Regions from separate parts of the Mus musculus genome. Here region 1 is linked to region 2. A link is a loop called in an ENCODE intact Hi-C map of the cell type or tissue named here. Cell type or tissue: gastrocnemius. All regions are shown on one strand.

Region 1 (8,000 bases), 69 kb after region 2:
CTCGGAGCCTCCAACAAGTCCACCCTTTATGAGCAACTTAGTGGGGACACTGCATCCCTTCTTCCCTCTCCCCACCTTTCCCCTCCCTCCCTGTGTGTGTGTCTGTGTATGTATGTGCCTGTGTGTGTGTCTGTGTATGTATGTGCCTGTGTGTGCATGCATGAGGAGCCAGATGACAGCCCTGGGTAGGTGCCTCCCCGCCCCTCCCCTAACCCCCTGCTTTTTTGAGACAGGGTCTCTCAATGGCTGGAGCTCATAAATTTAGGAACTTGCCTGAGTCTGTCCTCCCAGTCTATGCCTGGATTTTCGTGTAGGTTTTGAGGCTCAAACCTAGGACCTCATGACAGTACTTCACTGAGGAGCTATCTCCCCAGCTCCTGTTCTCCATTAAAAAAATAAAAATTTTAAGGTAGTATCTAAAATGATAGTCTGAAATTCCCCCTTTTTTTTTTTCTGAATTAGTCTTAATGCTATAGAAGGGTCCTTTATGACAAGAGATGTTGGTTTTATGTTATAACATGGAAGGAAACCTTCAAAGAGATCACTGGGCAAAGGGTAGAGCCTTCCTCTGTCATCCTGTTACCTGAAGGCTGAGATGAGAAGAGCGCTTGAGCCCAGGTTAGCCTGGGCCATAGCAAGATCATCTCAGAAAGACAGACAGAAAGAGAATACAAATTCAAGAGCAACTTTTAAACTATTAGTCTCAGAAGAAGTCCTCCTCACCTCGGTCTGCACCATGCCGTGCCTCTGAAGCCTCATGCAGCGCACTAGGTCAGAGATGTCGAACTGCCGGGACACAGAGTGGTGCGTTAGACACAAGCTGGGTGATGCGAAGGCGTCCCCTGTGGGGTCCTCACCCCTGCCCCTCCTCACGACTCGTCAAACTCTCCAGTATAATGACTTCCTGAAGTGACCTTCTATGATACAGTATTTCTAAGAACTAGAGTCTACTATGTTTGAACGTCTTTGATACACATTCTCTTCCTCTGACATTTAGCTAATTTCTTAAACTATAAAAAAATAATGTAAGCAATATTCCTCACACTAATGTCCAGAATAAAATTCCATTTCCTTTTAATTTAGCTGATGCTTGACAGTCTGAGACGAGGGCAGACTGGACTGCTGGGTGTGCCCCACTTCAGTTATCATAGGTTATAGGAGTATCAAGAACTGGATAGAACTGCATCATCTAAAACCCTTTAAGAGACAGACCCTTTAATCTCTATATCTCTATCATCTACCTATCTACACACATACATATATATATACATACTATATATTGATTATATACAATATACAATTATATCCAAAAACTATATATATATTTAAATACAAGATATTTTGGCAATTAAGGAAGTTTCATACGAATTTAGATTAGAGTCAAAGTAAGATCACACTGTTACTTGCTTTATTAATATTTAAAAATTAAGAGTAACTACTTAGAGTAATAGATTAGTATTAATTTTCAAACAAAATTACCAATTTCTTATCTATAGGTAACAAGGACAAAGCTCAATATTTTTCTTTTTAAAAGTGGACTGTCTTTTGGACTTTGGTATTTCCTGTAGTCATGGCAACAGTACTGACTTGCTCTCACAGAGAAGCTTACTGTCTGTACAAGGTGAAACAACACATTTAGACAGTCACATCGCCCAGCACTCGGCCGTATCTTGTACTTACTTCCAGATCCTGGCTGATTAAGCCTAGGACCACGTCTATGCAAATGAGGGTTCCTGAGCGTCCAATGCCAGCGCTGCAGTGTGTGATGACTGGGCCCGACCTACGGATGTGTCTCATGTAGGAGATGAATGTGAGCAGGTCGTCTGGCTGCGACGGTGTATCGTGGTCTGGCCAGGCAGTGAAATTCAGATGAGAAATATGTCGCACCTCCCCTGTCTGAAAGTGTAAAATGTAGTGAGTTACAATGTCACCTGTCCCTAAGTCAGGTCCTTACAGTATCATTTCCATCTTTCAAATTTGAGTGGTATATTGAATCAGATCAAAAGAAAAAATGGAAGAGATAAAAAGGTATAAACATACAAAGCTGGGTATGGTGGCATATGCCTAATTTCCAGTATTCAGACCAAGAGAGGAGGACGGAGTATTCAAGGCCAGCTTAGGGTACAGAGCAAGACTGTGGCTAAAACCGACAACAACAGATTGAAAAATACACGGACTGCATCACCACCGCCCAGTCCTAGTGGCTAGGGATGGTACCCAGGCCTCTGTGGGCTCATTTAAGTGATATGTTTGGCAATGTCAGTCTCAGAACTTTATTCTTTCTTTCCCATTAGAACTCCTCCTCCCCCAGCATCCTCTGGTTTTATTATCTGCTTCGTTTTCCTCAAATGCAGCCTCTCAGGCCATCCTGTGTTGTTGAACACACAGCCTGTATCTCAGAGTCCAGCAACCCTTCCTTTCGGTTTTGTTTTCCCAGCAGCACGACTAACACAGCCAGCCCACGCCCACGCAGGCAGCAAGCTCCATGTGGGTACTGAACGGCTGTCTGCCTGTTGTTAAAATGCTGGACCTGGGGTCCATGCCAGGGTTTGAGTTGGACTACTCTACTGTGATTCATGATCAGGTCACCTGAGGAACACGAAGTGCTAAGCTCATCTGAGCAATGGGTAAGCTCGTGTGAGCCAAAACATCACCTGGCAGGACCTAGGAGCATTAATTAAAATGTGTTAACTAAAATGTTTAGGTTTCATAAAGGAATAAAAGCTCTGACACTTTGTAAATAATAAGGAAAGTCTCATAACACGTTTATATGTCGCCAATGGAAGTGAATCAGCATACTGTTTTGTTTTTGTTTTGTTTTGTTTTCCTTCTAGAAAAGCTGAAGAAAGCTCAGGGGTAAAGTGCTTGTCACATAAGCATGGAGTCTGAGCTTGCATCCCCAGCATCCACAGAAAAAGTTGGGCATGGGGACTGCCCTTTAATCCTGTGCTGGGGAGATGGAGTCAGGAGGATTCCTGGGGCTGGAAGGCAGCCGGAGCAGTTCAATCTGGGAGCTCCGTGTTCAGTGGCCGAGTCTTTCTCAAGGGAGGCAGAGAGCCACAGAGGAAGGAAGATTCCTACATCAGCCTCTAGCGTACACGTGCGCACAGACATACCTACACATCTATGTACACACACAAACACATATACACACAGAGAAGGAAAAACAAAGAAACGTTGAAGAAAGTTAAAGACTCATGAGCAAACATGGCTTTGCATAGCTCATATTTCCGGGAAGGGTGCACCAGGTGAGGGAATGCCACACTGAAGAGACAGACGGCTGGCTCTGTCTAAAGGCCGATCACAAGCTAGCATGCACTAGTTTTATCCAGTGTGTCTGGCAAGTGTGTCAATGACAGCTGATATGGCACAGCTGTGCACACCCGCTAAACATGTAGGCTGCCTTCACCGGACGTGTTCTCATAGCCACAGATTTCTTAAAACAGCTTCAATTAGTCTACTTAGATATTGGACCCTGTAGGTGTTAAACAAAGCAAGTTTCATCAGGTGTGCTGGCACATGCCTTTAATCCCAGCACTTGGCAACCAGAAGTAGGCCAATCTAGAGTTCAAGGCCAGCTTAGCCTGGTCTACAGATCGAGTTCCAGGACAGCCAGGGCTACACAGGGAAACCTTATCCCGAAAAAAAACAACAACAATAATAATAACAACAACAGTAATGGTTCTATGTACACTGCAGTTTATGAACTGTTTTGTGCTGTTTATTCCTAAGCACAGACTGATGATCATGTTAAAACCCCATGTTTGTTCTAATACAGCATCTACCAGATGAAACTGAATGAGGGCCACTCTTAAAACTCTACTGGAAGCTGCGTGTGGTTTGACAGGATCACACATTCCTGTAATCCCAGTACCCAGGAGACAGAAGCAGGGGGATCAGGACTTCCAGGTTGTTGTAGCTGTATAATGACTTTGAGGCCAGTCTGGGCTACGTGAGACCTGGTCTCAAAAATAAAAGATAGTAGATGCCCTGCTTTTGTTGTGGCCTCCCGGAGAGCGTGCAGGTCTGCTTTCTGACGAGTGACTGACCTGAATATCCTCCAGGGCCATCACCCGCACGATGAAGCCCTTCAGCTGCTGCATCCTCAGGAGGGCCAGGCGCAGCCTCTCGTTGGCCATGGTGGTTGTGCCCAGGATGCTTGGCCAGTACCGCTGGCATTTGATCTTTTCTCCTTCCACCTCCTGCGTCATCATTGCTATCACCGTGGAGTTCTGCTCCCAAACCATCTGCCAAAAATCCCCCACAGTGGTGGGCAACGGCCCCTGGCAGGCAATGTACACGAATTCCTGGGTCCCCACCGGGATCCTGATGAAACTGGCATTGATGTATCCACCTTCATCTCCAAGAGGCACTCTTGTGGTGTCATCTGTGAATGTCCACAGCAAAAGGGCATGTCACCACCATGTATTGTCACCACAAGTTTCACAAGAAGCTGGAGTCAATGACTACAATGGTTCCTAGGGCCCTCCTTGTGTGTGTGTTGATGATGTGCATTTCAACCAGCAGCAGTCCAGATCATATTTATGGTGTTTGTTACACTCTATCTAAATGTCAGCTTGGTGGCTTTCTATGAAACTTGGGGTTTACTGACATAGAGTTTGTATTACAAGTGTGGTAACATGTAACAAAGTAACTTAACAAACAGTAGACCATCACAGTAAGTAAGGAGGGAAACAAACATAAACATTGTTACTTCTCTGTCAGTATTTAGATACCAGTGACAAGGGTTCTGAATGATGGAACAAACTCTTTCATAGAACAAAAGCTCGCTCTGAAGTGACACTGTCAAAGTGGCTGCTAGGGACATGACTGACATCTCTAGATCTTGTGGATACGTGAGGAGAATCTTTTATTTTGTCACTTTGTATTATTTATTTGAGTGGCTTTTGTGTGTGTGTGGCTGCCACCCACACATGTGGAGGACAGAAGACACCTTAACAGGACTGTCTGTCTCCCCTTGGTGGCAAGTACCTTTCTTTACCTGGCCTCATAGTTTAAATATTTATAAATTTAATAAGTTAGTTGTGGTGGCAACCAAGGATGAACCTTTAAAATTGGGTTTCAAGATTTATTGCTTGGCTTTCATCTTAGTTCAGTTTGCTTCCTAACAATAAATTACTTTGTATTTATAGTTTTCCCAGTTCTGGTTTTAAGATAAAATCTGCATGGTTTTGGCCTCATATAACAACTCCCATCTCCTTAATGCTGAATCCTCATCTACTCCATTTAAAACCTTTCTTAGACTCCTTTCCTTTCTAGAGACGTGGCTTCTCTATGTGGTCTAGGCTGGTCTGGAACTCACTGCACGTACACACTCGATTAGAGCCACACTAGAACTCACAGATACACACAGTTAGACCCACACTGGAACACACACACACACACACACACACACACACACACACACACACACAGACCCACACTGGAACTCACAGGGAAGGATATTTTTGTATCTGTTCTTCCTGCGGTTTTCCTTTGTCTGTCCAATCAGACACTGATCCAAAGGTTTTAATTCTTGAAGGTTCTACAAGTAACAACATGGACATAAGGTTAAATTTGTCAACTAAAGCAATAACTTAGTCAAGAGCAATGCTTCTACTGCACCGATTGGGCTGAGAGTGCTAACGAACACAGGTTTGTAAGCTGTTGCTGAATGAATTTACTGCAAGAACCTTTGACTGGACAGGTCATGATCAGCCGACTAATAGCATTTCTTAACCTATGTTCTAAATTCAGTTTAAAACTGTCTATAATCCTAAAAGAAACAAACAAAAAACCCTACAAAGAAGGCAACATCTGGAGTACTTTCTTGACAATATCATGAATAGAGTCACAGACCACGGTGTGTAGTATTGCTGTTGTGGACAGTCCACTGTGCAGATAGTCAATTCCTTCTCCTTTTCATGACTGCTCCTATATATATGCAAGGCACTGTGGTAAGTGCTGGTGCAATGAGTGGAGAGAACGTGATGTAAGTGAAGGCACAGTCTATCTCAGGGAACTTTCAGCTCCCAAGAGACAATGTGGAAATAAACAAACATGGTGATATGCCTTTTGGAGATTTAGATGCTGGGGGAGGGAAACAGCTGTGCTTCAGAGGTGCTGGGGTGGGGATAACGATGCTTAGCCCCAAACCTTAAAGAAGACACAACCGCTTCTACAAAGCCAGACTCAAGGAGAGGAGGCATACACCTCCGGTACTGAGTGGTTCCATGGCACCTTCAGAGTGTAAGCACATAGCAGCAGCTCTCAGAGGAGCACCTCCTTTCAGTGGCGAGTGAGCAGTGAAGCTGGGGGTTTGAGAGAAAGGGACAAGGTGACCCCTGAGCCCAGTGGGGCTGTGTTTCTCCTGCAACACAGGAGCAAGGGCAGCGACCTGGCATGCATACCCAAGAGGGCTGTGTCTACCCACAGCAGCTGTTTGTACCAACACACCTCACTGCAGAAGCCAGGAAGACTGAACTCCTGACCCTCCTGCATTTACTCCCAAGGGGTGGGAACATAGACATGTGCCATTAGGACCAGACTTTTTAAATTAAAACATTTTTATTTTTACATATAAGAAATACAGAATATCATTAGAAAAATCTGTCAAGTTCTGAGCAGTTAAGATAATCTTGTTAAACTAGAATCATTAAGATCCTCACTGAGAAAATTAATTTATCATTAGGTATGACAAAATGGTGCTCTTTAGAGTTGGAAGTTAGCCCTACAGGGTAGTGTTGCAGAGTCTGGTGGTTTGAATGAAAATGGCCCCCATAGGCCCATAGGAAGTGGTACTATCAGGAAATATGGCCCTGTTGGAGTGGGTGTGGCCTTGTTGGAATAAATGTGTCACTGGGGAGTGGGCTTTGAGGTCTCAAATATTCAAACCACACCCAGTGTTTCAGTGCTTCCTGTTGCCTGCCAATCCAGATGTAGAATTCCCTGCTACATCTCCAGTGCCATGTCTGCCTCACACAGCCATGCTTCCCTCCATGATGACAATGGACTGAACCTCTGAACTGTAAGCCAGCCCCGGTTAAATGTCTCTTTAAGAGTTGCCGCTGCCATGCTGTTTCTTCGCAGCAATAGAACACTAAGACAGAAAGGAATTGGTATTTTCAAAGAGATGGAATGTGTTCCACCTTGAAGGACATTTCCTAACCATGATCACATTTCCCATTCAAATAAACACAGGGAGCACTTACCTCCAGCTCCTTAGAAGGGATCCCTTGGTCGAGCAAGCCCTGCAGCGTGCGGATGGTGGCCTGCAGCTGTGTGCCCGTGTACTTGCCAGAGGGAGGGACTCTGACCACCGGCAGGGCTGCCAGCTCCTCATTCGTCAGAAAGGGGGGATCTATCAGGAAGGACCAGAAGGTTCTTCAGTTCTCACCCGAGCTCACTTGAGCCTCTTCTCACTTCCCACTGTCCTAGGAAAGGGGGCAGCAGCCTGGCTGATGACTGCAGGCCACACAGGTTTTGCTACTACACCGCTACCTCACCCAGCCTTGAAGCAGCTACCTCATCACTGCTCACAGGTCTGGAAGGCGGGCGACTCCCAGTTGTTTAGCTCTTGAAAGGAACATATGCTCATTTTTGTTTGACTTTACTGACACTGTTTATGTGAGGAAAACCTACCCAGTTTCCCCTGTTACTTGGATTCTCAGCACTGGGGAAGACAGAGACAAGAGGTCAGAAATCCCACACGTGAGGAGATTGTCATTAGACTACAGCCTTCCCTTTTCCGTGCCTCCTCTTCCCCCTCACTGCCGACTCCTGGATTGGGCAGTGTTCTTCCTGCACAGAGCACTTTTCGTGGACTATTTAGGAGCTGTATTACACAGGTACCCTAGAAGAGCCTGGGGTCTGAGTGAGTACCCGCTATACGGATTATTTACAACACAAGGCAATTGCTTTCCCAGACAAGGCGGGAGAATCCTCAAGCAGTTAGGGCATGGTGGTGCTGCAGCTAACTTCCTGCAGGGGGCAGTAAGGCT
Region 2 (8,000 bases):
CAGCAACCACATGGTGGCTCACAACCACCCGTAACAAGATCTGGGGCCCTCTTCTGGAGTGTCTGAAGACAGCTACAGTGTACTTACATAAAACAAACAAACAAAAAAATAAACAAACAAATAAAAAAATACAAACCACAATCCGAACTTCAGAAGATTGAGTCGTGTTGGGAACTGCCTTGCTGGGCACAGGGACGCCGGTTTTTCCGGAGCCTATCTCAGGTTACTAGACTGCTTCTCCTCCAATGCCAGAGCCTTGCTTGCCATGCTGAACCAAACACCTGCTCGCAGAAGTAAAGTCTAGTGTGGTGACAACACAGCAGGGAGCAGCGTGGGTGGGGGGGATGGGGGGTGGGGGTGGGGGCGCGGAGCACTGAGGACTGTCTCTCAACGCAGAGTGCTTCGCTCGCAACTCCACACTTTGTAAACCTCACTCGGCTCTGACCAGATACTCTGGCTCCAGTTAACATTAGCAAGGCCTTCTTCAGTATTCCATTTTCCCACGAGTACCTTTAGAGCACTTCGTCGTCTCCCTGAGGACCAATAAGGACCAAGCCCTCTGCCACTTGTAAAACCGGCTTCTAGACTGAGCTGGACCCTTGCCTGGCACAGAGGGGGTGCAAAGGCTGTTGCAGAAGTGTTTAGGGTACTGTCTGCCTTGCTTGGAGAAGCACAGTTATCACCTGCCAACGCTGCCCTCTTTATCCTCACAGTGACCGCACACTGTGGACCAAGACTGCGGGTGAGCACTTCTCTTGTATTGAAGAAACTGGTTCTTCCTGAAAGCAATTTTCGTGCATCCTGGGTGGCTTCACCCCCAGCTATTAGGACCTCAGTCTGAAATCTTACGTGACAAAAAAACGTTTTAAGGCCAGGCAGTGGTGGCTCATGTCTGTTATCCCAGCACTCAGGAGGCAGAGGCAGGCAGATCTTTAAAGTTCCAGGACACCAGAGCTATATAGCTACATAGTCAATCCCTTTCTCAAAGAAAGGAAGGAAGGAAAGAGAGAGAGAGAGAGAGAGAGAGAGAGAGAGAGAGAGAGAGAGAGAGAGAGAGAAGGGAGGAAGAGAAAGTCAAGCCAGGCAGGCAAAGCAAAGGTCACTAAATGCTGGCAAGGATGTGAAGAAAAACGATCCCATTCACTGCTTAATTGTGTCACCTTTTCTTTTTTATTACAAAAATTAAAAATAGATATCTCTAGAGTTGTCCATTTAAAAAAAACAACCTTCCTTCCTTCCTTCCTTCCTTCCTTCCTTCCTTCCTTCCTTCTTTGAGACAGGGTTTCTCTGTATAACCCTAGCTGTCCTGGAACTTACTGTATAGACCAGACTAGCCTTAAACTCAGAGATCTGCTTACCTCTGTGTTAGGGATTAAAGGCAAGTGTGGCCACTCCTGCCTGGATTTTATTTATTTATTTATTTACTTATTTTGTTGCTGTTGTTGTTTTGACTTTCTCTTCCTCCCTTCTCTCTCTCTCTCTCTCTCCCTCTAGTCCTGGCTATATGGATATTCACTATGTAGACCAGGCTTGCTTCAAACTCACCTTCACCTGCCTCCTAAATGCTGGGATTAAAGGTGTGTATCATGATGCCCCGGAGTTTGTTGGGGTTTGATTTTTACAGACCTTTATGTGTATTCTAGATAATCACTTCCTGTCTATGTATGCTGGCAAGAACTTTCTCGTGCCCCACAGACCAGCTGTTCAGCTCGCTTGGTTTCCTTCAGTGCAATCTCATTCTGACTCTTGGGTTCTCTGCTTCTTCGCTCCTCCTTGGAACCCCTCGTCTGTGTCTGTGTCTTGAAATGCCCTCCGTCTTCCTCTAGCACGCTCAGCGCTTTAGCAGTAAATTAAGGCCTTTAATCTGTGTTGAATTGATTTTTATGCAGAAAGAGAAAACTGTAGTTTAATTATTCTGCAGGCAGATGCCCAGGTTCTCACAGCACTATCTGAGAGAATATCCCAGTATATCCAGTATATATTTTTGACCCCTCATCAAAAGCTAGACAGTAACTGTGTGTTGATTTCAGGGTTCACTGTTAAGTTCTGGTGGCCTACGTTTCGTTTCTGTCTCTGTCACTGTGAATGACTGCAGTATGAGGTTAGGTACTGTGACATCTCAGGCAGTTTCCTCCTGCTCAGGAATGCTTTGCCAATCTGGCCCTTACTGTCCCCATGCAACTTGTTTTTTTTTGTTTTTTGTTTTTGTTTTTTTTTCGAGACAGGGTTTCTCTGTATAGCCCTGGCTGTCCTGGAACTCATTTTGTAGACCAGGCTTGCCTCGAACTCAGAAATCCACCTGCCTCTGCCTCCCGAGTGCTGGGATTAAAGGCGTGCACCACCATGCCCGGCCCCATGCGACTTTTATGTTTTGTTTTTTCTAGTTCTAGGACAAATAGCATTAGAATTTTGATGGGCTTTCATAGAACCTATAGATTAGTCATTTTCACAGTATTAATTCTGCCAAATTAAGAGAACTTGAATTCTCCCCCAATTTTTTTTTCATTGTCTTAAAATTTTCATTGTACCAGGTGGTGATGGCGCACATCTTTAAGTCCAGCACTCAGGAGGCAGGGGCAGGCAGATCTGTGTGAGTTTGAGGCTAGCCTGGTCTATAGAATGAGTTCCAGGACAGCCAGGGATACACAGAGAAACCCTGTCTCAAAAAACAAAACAAAACAAACAAACAAAAGTTTTTCATGTGACATCTTTAACTTCTTTGGTTACTTTAGTTTGTCCCAGGTCCTGTCTCCCCCATTGTCAGTGGGATATATTTTCTAATTACTTTCTGAGTAAGCTCATTAATGATCTAGCTACTGATTTTTTTTTTTTACTAGAATGTATTTTTTAGTTTGTTTGTTTTTGTGAGACAGGATTTCTCTGTATAACAGCCCCTAGCTGTCCTGGAACTCACTTTGTAGACCAGGCTGGCCTTGAATTCACAGAAATCTGCCTGCCTCCAGCACCATGTGTATGGTTTTGTGTGTACCACATACATACAGATATTGATGGAAGCCAGAGTAGATGTCAGAGTCCCAGGAGCTGGAGTTACAGATAGCTATGAACTACCTGATGCAGGTATGGGAACTAAACCCATGTCCTCTGTAAGAACAATCAGTACTCAGCGACTGAATTTCTCCTCCAGCTTGTTGTAATTCATAAACTAGCATGAATGAGGTTTCCACCTATACTGAGGCAGACAAGTCCTTTGAATCCATACGTCTTGGAGAAATATTACTGTGAATCCCCAGAGGCCCATGTGTGAGGTCAGGCTGCTTCCCCTGTTCTCAGCCCTAACTCTCAGAGAGAGACTCAAGGACTGAGCCCTCGTGATGTGCCATTCCAGAGCAGAAACAGCTTCGATGGCAGAGGACGGTGCCACTCTGAGAACCAACCAATACTCGTCGTGCCATGGTATGGTTCTCTACATTCTCTTCCCTTACCAACACCAGGTAAAATATCACCTTCTTCCCTACCTATCGGTGAAGATCAGGATGTCATGAGAAGAAGTTCAGAATGATGGCTTCCATGAAGCAGATGTCAGCAAAATGTGGTAAAAATGACTGACGCCTCTGCGCCAAGACTGGCTCAGGCACCACTGGGTCATTTTAAGAATAGCAAAGAGAGAGAGGTTGAGGGCTGGGAGGATATTTGGATTGTGTTGAAACCTTTATCAGTCAAATGCAAGAGTTCCTCCACCTGGTGGAAGCATGGGCTAGAAATCCAAGCTAGAAGCCCAGGCTGGCTAGTGAATCCTTTCTGGGTCTGACCCACAGAAAATGATGGCTACCCTGGTAAGAGGAGGGCCAGGAGGCTTGGCGAGGTAACAGAAGGGTTGACACAGCCTCAGCATGCACAAAGTTAAAGAATGAAGGGGCTGGAGCAATGGCTCAATGGTTAAGAGCACTGTCTGCTCTCCCAGAGGTCCTGAGTTCAATTCCCAGCAACTACATGGTGGCTCACAACCATCTGTAATGGGATCTGATGCCCTCCCCTGTCAGGCTAGTATACATGCAGACAGAGCACTCATACATTAAAAACAAACCAGGGGAAGAATGACCTGGGAGCAGAGAGCACTGCAAAGCATCAGTACGGAGGAGTACGGAGTGTATGGCATTGACGGCTGTCAGTCGGGGGCCTTAAAATTATGGGATGTACCTTTTCATCATTATCTTCGAAAGTTATGCAATTAACACATGGGAAGTTTTAGAAACAGCCATAAAAACTTGGAAACTGAATCTGTGGTTTACATCTTAAGAGAAGTAAAACGTCTTTGGAATCAGGATGGGTGTACACATGTGAGAGTCTCATGATGGCAAAGGGCAGTTGGAGCAGAACTTACAGCGGATCATAGCCTTGCATAGAGTGTCATCTGGGGAGACTGTGTAGTGTGGGAGGTATGGTGCAGAAAGAACAAAGATCAGAATCAGGTGGTCTTGAGTTCAAGCCCTGTGATATTCAATGTTACTGGTGCTCAAAATGCCATCTCTAAAATACCATCACAAGGGGCTTGCTGGTTAAGAACACATAATGGATGCTCTTCCTGGGATGGAGTTCACTGGTAACACAAGGGGACCTGACCATTCAGGTACCAGCACTTACACAAAGAAACACACACACACACACACACACACACACACTCATGAGAGAGAGAGAGAGAGAGAGAGAGAAAGAGAGAGAATACAAATAAATATTAAAACACCACAAAATCACAAAACTAATAATGCCATCAATATGTGATAATTAAATGAACCAGTGAGTACAGTCTATCGAACGGCATTTAGAGCATGCCACAGTTTTGTTATGTATGATTGGACAGTCTCATCTCTTTTGCATTCCCCCTTGTAACTTCATCTTAACACTAGGTGGCAGCAGTGTTCACTTAAACAATTAAAAAGGCCAACGAGAGCTTTCTGGACTAGACACAATCTAAGTGGAAGAAGAGGATGAGGTACCAATAAAACAGGGAAACTGATACAGAGATAGGGGTGAAGATGAGCTTAAACCTGTAGAGGAGAGAGGAAGAAGGGAGTGAGAGAGAGAGAGGTAGAATTTGGTTATTATTTTTAAGTTAGCTTTCAAATAATAGGATTACCCCCAGGTTCTTCATACACATGCCGTTACATTTTCTTCTAGTTCACTATCTTTTCTTACTGCCTTTGCTTATGTCCCCTCCCCGCTAGAATTTGGTATTTCCTTTCCTTTCTTTAAAACAACATTTCACTTTATTTTGATGTGTATGGGTGTTTTCCTTGCATATATGTATGTATGTCCACCATGTGTATGTTTAGATGAGGGCATCAGATCTCTTCGGACAGCAGTTACAGAGGGCCATGAGTGACTACATAGGTGCTGGGATTCGAACCTGGGTCCTTTCATAGAGCAGCCAGTGCTCTTACCTGCTGAGCCATCTCTCCAGCCCTTATGACTTTATTTTATATATTCGGGTATTTTCTCTGCATGCATGTCTGTGCATTATATATGTGCAATGCCCTCAGAGGCCAGAAGAGGGTGTGGAATCCTCTGGAACTGGAGACATCAAGGACTCAAACTCCGGGGTGTGCAGCACCCTCTTCTGAACTCCGAAGGCACCAGGCATGCAGGGGGTGCACATACATACACAGTCTTGACTGAAACTCCATAGAGACCCAAAGCTAGAACCATCAACTCAACAGCTCCAGGATTTCTGGTTGTCAGAAAATAAGACAGATTTAGAATCTAGTTCAACTGAACCCAGGGGCCATCTGGTTACAATGCTCAGCACCAAAGTGGCTCTTGTGGTGGCATATGTGTGCATGCCCAGCATTTGGGAGGTAGAGGCAGGAGGATCAGAATGTTGAGCCTATTCTTAGCCACAGAGCCAATAGTAGCTGCCACATAGGCTCTGGGAACGGACCAGATCTTCTGAAGAGCAACACCTGTTCTTCACCACTGAGATATTTCTCCAGCCCCGGTTTGGTATTTTCAAAAGGAATTTCAGAAAATGTTTTTTGTTTGTAAATCTTTAGCAGATAGCCTCCCTCTACGTCCTTTGAATGTTTAGCTTGCTTTCTCCTGGAACAGTGTGGGTACAGAGGTGTCATGCTGTTTGCCGACTGTGTTTACGGGTTCTAAGTGGCTCTGGGTAAGAGTTCGCAGGATCCTCTTAGGGCGAATGTCTATAAAAGTGTGGGTTCTATTCATTTTTATCTTACTTCCTCCTCCTCCTCTTCCTCTTCTAATTTGGGTGAAAATATGAATTCAGTCCTCTACCATAAACCATGTGGTTACACCATGCGGTTACTTTCTCACAGTGGGGAACTCCCTGGGGTCAGCACGTCCAGAGGACACTGGATAAGCCTCACCCTGGGAAAACCACCCTGAAATCATGGTATCTCCTCTGCCCGGTAAGCACTTAGTATTAATCTTAATTATGAAATGAGGCGGGGTTGTGAGATGGCTCAGGGATTAAAGGCTTGCAGCCAAGCCTGATGACCTGAGTTTAGTCCTTAGGACCTGAGTGATGTGCAAGGAGAGAACTGGTTCTTACAAGCTTGTGACTTGCACACTCAGGTCACAGCATGTGTATTCCCAAACACAGGCAAACGCACGCACGCACGCACACACACACACACACACACACACACACACACACACACAAGCATACATACACAAACACACACATACACATACATACACACATATACAAACACACACACACATATACACACACATACACATGTATCACACATACACACATATACACATATACACACATATACAAACACACATACACACATATACACACATACACACATATACAAACACACACACATACACACACATATACACACACATACACATATATCACACACACAGAAATGCAAGTTTAAAAATAAAAAAAGAAGGCAGTGGTGGTGCACGCCTTTAATCCCAGCACTAGGGAGGTAGAGGCAGGTGGATTTCTGAGTTCTCAAATCCAGCCTGGTCTACACAGAGAAACCCTGTCTCGAAACCCCCTCTCCCCCAAAAAGGGGGTGGGGGTGGGGGTGAGGGCTGGAGAGATGGCTCATCAGGTAAGAGCACTGACTGCTCTTCCAAAGGTCCTGAGTTCAAATCCCAGCAACCACATGGTGGCTCACAATCATCCATAATGAGATCTGACTTCCTCTTCAGGAGTGTCTGAAGGCAGTTACAGTCTACTTATATATAATGAATAAATAAATTAATCTTTTTTTAAAAAAGAATTTCTTTTAAAAAATAAAATAAAAAGTTTTTTTTTCTATAAAGAGTACTCTTCTCACAATAAGACATGGTATATGCAATATAATCTGCTGTATAAACTTTACTCCAACAGTTAATGGATTAAACCAATGAACATTATATTTGTTGTTGAGACAGGGTCTCATGTCGTTTAGTCTACTATTGGCTCTGTGGCTAAGAATAGGCTCAACATTCTGATCCTCCTGCCTCTACCTCCCAAATGCTGGGCATGCACACATATGCCACCACAAGAGCCACTTTGGTGCTGAGTATTGTAACCAGATGGCCCCTGGGTTCAGTTGAACTAGATTCTAAATCTGTTTTATTTTCTAACAACCAGAAATCCTGGAGCTGTTGAGTTGATGGTTCTAGCTTTGGGTCTCTATGGAGTTTCAGTCAAGACTGTGTATGTATGTGCACTCCATGCATGCCTGGTGCCTTCGGAGTTCAGAAGAGGGTGCTGCACACCCAGGAGTCTGAGTTGTTGATGGCTGTGAGCCACCACACGGGTGCTTGGAACCAAACTAAGGCTGGTGGGCACATTGCAGTCTCCATCTATGCTAACTGAAATCAAATCGGGCTGAACTCTCCTACACTGGTCACATAATCCATGGTGGGGGGCTTCACCCCTGTGGCACAGACATTCCCCATTTGGACTACAGACACAATGAATCGGGCTTCTATACATTCTAGTTTCTTGTAGGCACAGAAGTACCTTCTACAGATAAGCCAGCTCCGCAGTTGCTGGCGGACATCCC

Evidence for each region. Peaks named below come from ENCODE experiments on the same cell type or tissue, not always from the same donor. Only the 100,000 strongest peaks of a DNase experiment are listed, where the experiment ranks them.
Region 1: a loop joins it to region 2, with 2.5 times the contacts of the local background. A loop is called at or near these places in 6 of 42 quality-filtered maps.

What each region holds. Positions count from the first base shown.
Region 1 is chr5:103,587,403-103,595,402 of GRCm38, reverse strand. It overlaps Ptpn13 (protein tyrosine phosphatase, non-receptor type 13), which reads right to left. Exons shown (of 48, transcript NM_011204.2): 43 at 7,212-7,360; 44 at 5,455-5,545; 45 at 4,050-4,387; 46 at 1,681-1,896; 47 at 724-786. Among named protein-coding and RNA genes, the nearest start is that of Slc10a6, 38 kb to the left of the region's middle. In gastrocnemius, a CTCF peak has its summit at 7,991 (motif pointing right); DNase peaks (open chromatin) are centred at 1,769, 2,515 and 4,248; H3K4me3 peaks cover 223 bases; H3K27ac peaks cover 545 bases.
Region 2 is chr5:103,656,631-103,664,630 of GRCm38, reverse strand. It overlaps Gm42138 (a long non-coding RNA gene), which reads right to left. Exons shown (of 3, transcript XR_880498.2): 2 at 137-281. Gm25721 (a small nuclear RNA gene) reads right to left here and starts at 6,394; the gene lies at 6,224-6,394. In gastrocnemius, CTCF peaks have their summits at 4,844 (motif pointing right) and 5,494 (motif pointing right); a DNase peak (open chromatin) is centred at 5,477; H3K27ac peaks cover 761 bases.